2 separate regions of the Mus musculus genome follow, and region 2 is linked to region 1. A link is a loop called in an ENCODE intact Hi-C map of the cell type or tissue named here. Cell type or tissue: left cerebral cortex. All regions are shown on one strand. Each heading gives the region's core, and the rest is flanking DNA. Links, peaks and the distances in the headings are about the cores only.

What was found. Hi-C counts contacts between places; a loop is a spot of excess contacts. Peaks named below come from ENCODE experiments on the same cell type or tissue, not always from the same donor. Only the 100,000 strongest peaks of a DNase experiment are listed, where the experiment ranks them.
Region 2: it touches region 1 in a loop (6-fold over the local background); 1 of 42 quality-filtered maps calls a loop at or near these places.

Annotation. Positions count from the first base shown.
Region 1 is chrX:136,741,038-136,743,953 of GRCm38, reverse strand. It overlaps BC065397 (cDNA sequence BC065397), which reads right to left and starts at 997. Exons shown (of 10, transcript NR_033324.1): 1 at 1-997. Morf4l2 (mortality factor 4 like 2) reads left to right here and starts at 2,602. Exons shown (of 4, transcript NM_001168226.1): 1 at 2,602-2,744. In left cerebral cortex, for the core only: a CTCF peak has its summit at 1,036 (motif pointing left); DNase peaks (open chromatin) are centred at 1,055, 1,544, 1,845 and 2,475; H3K4me3 peaks cover 1,252 bases; H3K27ac peaks cover 1,326 bases.
Region 2 is chrX:136,958,460-136,961,375 of GRCm38, reverse strand. All of the region lies in intron 2 of Tmsb15l (thymosin beta 15b like), which reads left to right. Among named protein-coding and RNA genes, the nearest start is that of Tmsb15b2, 1.9 kb to the right of the region's middle. In left cerebral cortex, for the core only: a CTCF peak has its summit at 1,481; a DNase peak (open chromatin) is centred at 1,486.

The DNA of each region.
Region 1 (2,916 bases), core at 91-2,590:
CTAAGTGAAATGCTTTCCTACTTACTATCGACTTTAAAAGACACAACCACGTTTTTTTTTTTTTCGGAATTGTAACGAGAATAGTAGGGGAGAAAATGCCCTTTGTCTTCGAAAAACAGCTTAGTCAGGAACTCCACTACCCCCAAGGCTGTACCTGATAACCAGCCCCCAATGACATCAGTCGCTAAGATAACCAGACACGGGACAAGAATCCCATGACGCCCGCTGGACTGTGAGTATATAAGGAGGGAGATAGAAAGCATCGGTCTTTCGCTGCACACCTGGAGAGACACCTTGAGCCGCCCTTGTGGCTGGAGAGTCTCCCTAGGCGCCTGCATCGGAGACTAGGCCTGATCTTCAGGTAAGGTCCGTCACACAGGTGAGCTCCCTCAGGGGGGAACAGGCTTAAAACTGTAGTTAGGAACTAAGAGTTTTAACTGTGTGATGACTCTCACCGTGATAAAATATAACTTTTGGTATATTAAGTACCTACCTTCTCACTCCGGACAGCACAGAACCACTACATAAACCTGAGGGGCCAACACACGTACCTGATAAAAATTTCAAGAGGGGAAAAAAGTGAGCAAAAAGAATATTCTTTCATTGGTTTATTTATGTAGTGACGGGGCCTCAATATGTAATCTAAGCTGGCCTTTAATTTGCGGCCCTTCTTCCTCCCAAGCGCTGATACTGCGGCTGCGCCACAGCTCACGAAGGGTTTTAGCATCAGAATTTAGGCCCATTTATCAATCCTGAGAAAAAACAAAAGATGTGCCAGAACAGGTGACTTTTTTTTTTTTTTTTTTTTTTGCTTAAGGAAATTAACCAGAATTTTCGGATATATAATTCCTTGCCTAGTACTGTTACTTCACAGAACTTGATCTTATTCATCTTTAGGAATTTAAGATATATATATGAGTCAGCCAGAGATTAGGGAGCCCATAAAATAAGAAGTGGGTGGAGCAAAAAAATCAATCTCACAATCCCTGGGAACCAAGCAGTAACTCCTTTGGCTGGGATTTGGTGACATCTAGCGGCAGATTCAAGAGGTTTACTGCTCAGCCAGTGAACTTTCTGGAAAATTGGCCGAATGTGTATTTGATCACTCCGCTTGGAGATTAGGAAAAAAGGTAGGTGAGGCTCACCACCCACAGGAAACTGGAGTTGTCTCTATCACTGGGGAATTTAGTTGCCTATGTTTTCATTAAAATTTTGTGTGCCAATTTAGCGATAAACCTGGTGAGGGGGCATAAGGGAGATTCGCAGTAAATTTGGTGAAGGGCAAAGGGGAGGCCTTGGGGACAGAGAGGAGGGGGTGTACAACTGGAAACTTGAAAGAAACGCCCTTTTACGTTACTAATATAGTTCTGAATCTTAACCATGGAAGAAGTTTATTTTGGTGGACTATAATGTGGGAATAATGATCATCTCTAGGGTCTAAAATTAAATCGGACTGGGTGGAGTGGCGCATGCTTTTAATCCCAGCGCTCGAAGGCCGTGAAGGGACAGGTGGATCTCCGAGTTCCAGGCCAGCCAGGGCTACCTAGTTACAACAGGCCTCAAAAACAAACAAAAAAACGAAAAAAGGCAAAGAAAAGAAAGGAATTTGATTAAATCGGCAGGCCTTTTCTTACAGAAGCCCTTTCCTTTAGATACTAGCACTGTCCTAGTTATTCTCAGTTTTATTAATGCAGTTTGCAAACATAAAAAAGGCAGAAAAATCCACCAAAATGAGGGACCTCGCCTACGCTCACGCGCGCGCGCGCACACACACACACACACACACACACACACACACTCACACACGGCCCCTCCCGTCCCCACCAGGGCAGCACGCCTGCGCACACCCATCATCGCCAGCGCCACGAGGGCGGCTGTGCGCCCACACCCACACTCCACAGCCACGCGAGCCTGCCTGCGCCCGCGTGCGCGCAGACACCCCGTTTCTCCAAAGCATCCAGGCATCCGCCCAGTGGCACTCACCACCCTCACACGCCTCACACCTCAAAACCTTCACCATTCCTTTGCCTTTGGTTTTTTTGGGGGGGCGTTGGTGTTTTTTTTTCCTCTCTCCCCAGGTCCGCGAGTTGCGCAACAGGCTCGGGGGCGTGGCCCCGGGTCTGCCCTCGCTCTTCCCACTCGCGGGAACCTTAGCTCATTTCCGCCTAGCCTGTTTCCGCCAGCCACGTCGGCACTTCCTTTCCCAGCGGGGCGGGGGCGGGGGAGGGGAGCGGACCCACAAACCCATAATGCCTCCCTGCAGGAGAGAAGGCGAGCGCGAGGGGGGGAAAAAAAAAACCCACGGTCAGGGGAACTCTGGGTCGTGAAGACGGGCCACGTGAACGCGCTGCCCTATAGACTTCTGACCCAACGGCTGGAGCGCACTTGGAGGGCGGGCTAAGATCCTAAAAGAACCATCGCCATTGGCGGGAGCCCTCACTGAAGAAGGATGCTAATTGGTTTGCAGTCGGCCCTAAGCATGAAGAAGCAGGTTGCTAGCACCCGCCTTTACTGCGGCTGAGTGTCACTGCTGACGTGGGGGCGGCTGTCCAATCATCTGGGTATGGAACATTCTAAAACTCAGACAAGACGGCTAGGATTGGCTGATGGGCTAAGCCCGCCTCCAGGGTGACGTGTCTGCCTATGGATATCAGTTGCCAGAGAAACCTGGCTTTACTATGGCGGTTGGAGGAGCAGCAGTGATCACACGTCGGCTGCTGGAGAGAGCTGGATTCTCGTTTCAGGTTTCGGGGTGGGGGTGGGGAGGAAGGGTAGATGATTTCCTCTTTTCTTCTTGACTTATGGATAGGATTAACTCGTGCCTTCTCATTCAGGAAAAGCGGAATTCGTATTCCTGCTCGCCAACGCCCAGCTTGGGCAAGGCTCTTTTCTGTGTCTCGGTTTCCATGTTTGTAA
Region 2 (2,916 bases), core at 315-2,814, 220 kb before region 1:
TACACCTGCACAATACACATATACACAAATACTAACAAACACATAGCACACACATACCAAAAAAATTTTGGGTTGGAGGCTGTGAATCTGATTGTAGACTTGGTTGGCACACACACAAGGCCTAGCATCAAGCCATAGCAAGGCAGAACATAGTTTGGGAAAGGGAGAAACAACTTACTTGTTCAGTAGGAAATAAGATCCACAGCACCAGCTAAGCAGAAGACTAAGGTTCAGTTCATAGCCTCACATCAACGTGACTCAACTGCCTGTAACTCCAGGGGATCAAGTGTCTTTCTTTTAGCCTCTGTGGGTGGGTATATTAATACATGCATACAGGGACATTTTCAAAATGCTAAGTTTTGTATTTAAGAATTGAAGATAACAGATTTCCTTGTTTCTATGTTTTTTTTAAGATTTATTTTACTTATTTTATGTATATGAGTACACTGTAGCTGTACAGATGCTAGTGAGCCATTCATGTGGTTGCTGGGAATTGAACTCAGGACCTCTGCTCATTCCTGCCCTGCTTGCTTTGGTCGGCCCTGCTCACTCTGGCCCCACTCAGTCCGGCCTACATATTTATTATATCTAAGTTCACTGTAGCTGTCTTCAGACACACCAGAAGAGGGCATCAGATCTCATTACAGATGGTTCTGAGCCACCATGTGGTTGCTGGGATTTGAACTCGGGACCTCTGGAAGAGCAGTCAGTGCTCTTAATCACTGAGCCACATCTCTCCAGCCCATATCTATGATTTTTTTTTATTTTTGGTGTGGGGTGGTTTTTGGAGACAGGGTTTCTCTGTATAGCCCTGGCTGTCCTGGAACTCACTTTGTTAGGAGAACAATGGCTTCCCTTTGGTTCAGGCCTGAAAGGGTCAGAGCATGTTTTAAGACTAATTTGTGGTAGCTGTTTAAATTTAAGCTAATTGCTTTACACACAACTTTTAAATGTTTATGTTGAAATGTTAAGTTATGGAATTATGATGATTTACAACCAAAGCATGGCACAATGTAAATCAGTTCACATAAAACCTAAAGAATATTGGAAAATTACATAGACCTACCATTTTTTCCTCTTAAATATTCTGAGTAAAATTAACACTACAATAATTGTTTTGTTAATTTAAAAGTCATTATTAATATTTCATTTTGTGATCATTAGTCATTTTTGGCATATTTGAAATGTTCCTTTCAGGACTTGAGATCAATGAAATCAAGAGCTAATGAACAACTATATTGGTTTAAAGACATAATAAATCTAGAGTTGAATACCATCATATAAAAATAGGTACAAGTATACACAATATGATTCAGCCATAAAGAACTACGTGTCTACATACAGGATTCTGTAGGATATTTTTCTAAGAATGCAATTACAGGTTTGTTGGGTGTACACACTTTCAGTGTAACTGAATGCTGCCTAACATTTTATGCAGCACACACAGAGTTCTTCCCTTCCAATCTGTGTTCAACAGTTCCTGTTGCTCCACCTGCAGGCCAGCAGACGGCACTACCTGACATTAGTTTTCCAACCCAGTGCCAGTAAAATGAAGTCTCATGATTTGATTTTCCTGCTTGTTAATAATGCTGAGCATATTTACATATGTCAGTTGGACATTAGGATCTCTTCTTTTGTTAGTCATTTATTCAAGACATTTGTCAGGTTTCTAGTTGAGTTTTGTCAGTTTTTAAAATTAATTATGGGAGTTATTTGTTCTCACTTCAATCCTTTGTGTGTTCTCTTTACAGTGTCTGTGTGTTTCCTGAGGAGCAATTCTTCTTTGAATAGATAGCCTTAGTTTTTCCTTTCACATTAACTTCTCAAAATATATTTGGAATTGACTTCACGTGAAATGTGAGGATGGGGGCTGGAGGTGAGAGTGCTTTCTTAGCATGTGCAAGGCCCCAGGTTCAACCCTAGCATGTAAACACTATGAGGCGAGATGTTCACTTTCAAATTTTCTAGATAAATATTCGGGTATTCTTATATCATTTGTCGACTAGCCTTTTTCTCCATATTCATTTATAACAAAATACTATCAAATATGGAGCATTTGTATATCCTGAGTCAACTGTCTCACTGTTCTCTATGTCTGGGCTATGTTGCCATTGCTTAATGTTGCATCTTCAAAATAATTCCTGGCTCAGGTGGGGAAAGGATGGAGGGAGAGTGTACTGAGATCGGACGATGGGCTTCTCTGGGATGAGCTAGAGACCTAGGGCGATGGAAACTCCTGGGAATCTATGAGGATGACCTTAGCTAAAACTCCTTGCAATGGGGGATATAGAGCCTGAGCTGCCATCTCCTGGAACCAGGTGAGACTTCCAATGGCGAGACTGGGACACCAACCCAGCCACATAACTTTATACCTATAATTTGTCCTGCCTACAAGATGTGCAGGGGGAAAAGATGGAGCCAGTATATGCCCGGGAGTTGGGCTATCTGCTGGAACATGTGTAACCTCTCAGGGACCTCACCTTTGAAGAAAACTGCCTCTCCCTTTCCAAACAACCGTCAACTGTCAGTACTTCTCAGCTGCCCACGCTGAGATATGGTCTTATTTTAATTTTGATCAGGTTATGTACCTGTAATCACATCTGTTCAAAAAACACTGTAGTAGTCCAGTGCCTCTAGCTCTTAAAAATCGTTCTGCCCCTCTTCTGGGAAAACCCCTAAGCCTTGCGAGGAGGTAACTGCAGTTTCCATCTTCTGTTTCTTGTGCATCAACCAAAGTTCTAAGTGAAAACTAGTGTCTGTAGATTGCCTTGTGCTAATTCTAAAGTAGTTCTTCTCCTGGTCAATGGCACAAAAAGTCTAAACTGTCACATGATTACATAGGCAATGTTCAGGAATGCATGGCCCTGAACCACTGACTCTCACGTCTGCATTACGAGCGGAGCAGAGATTAGACAG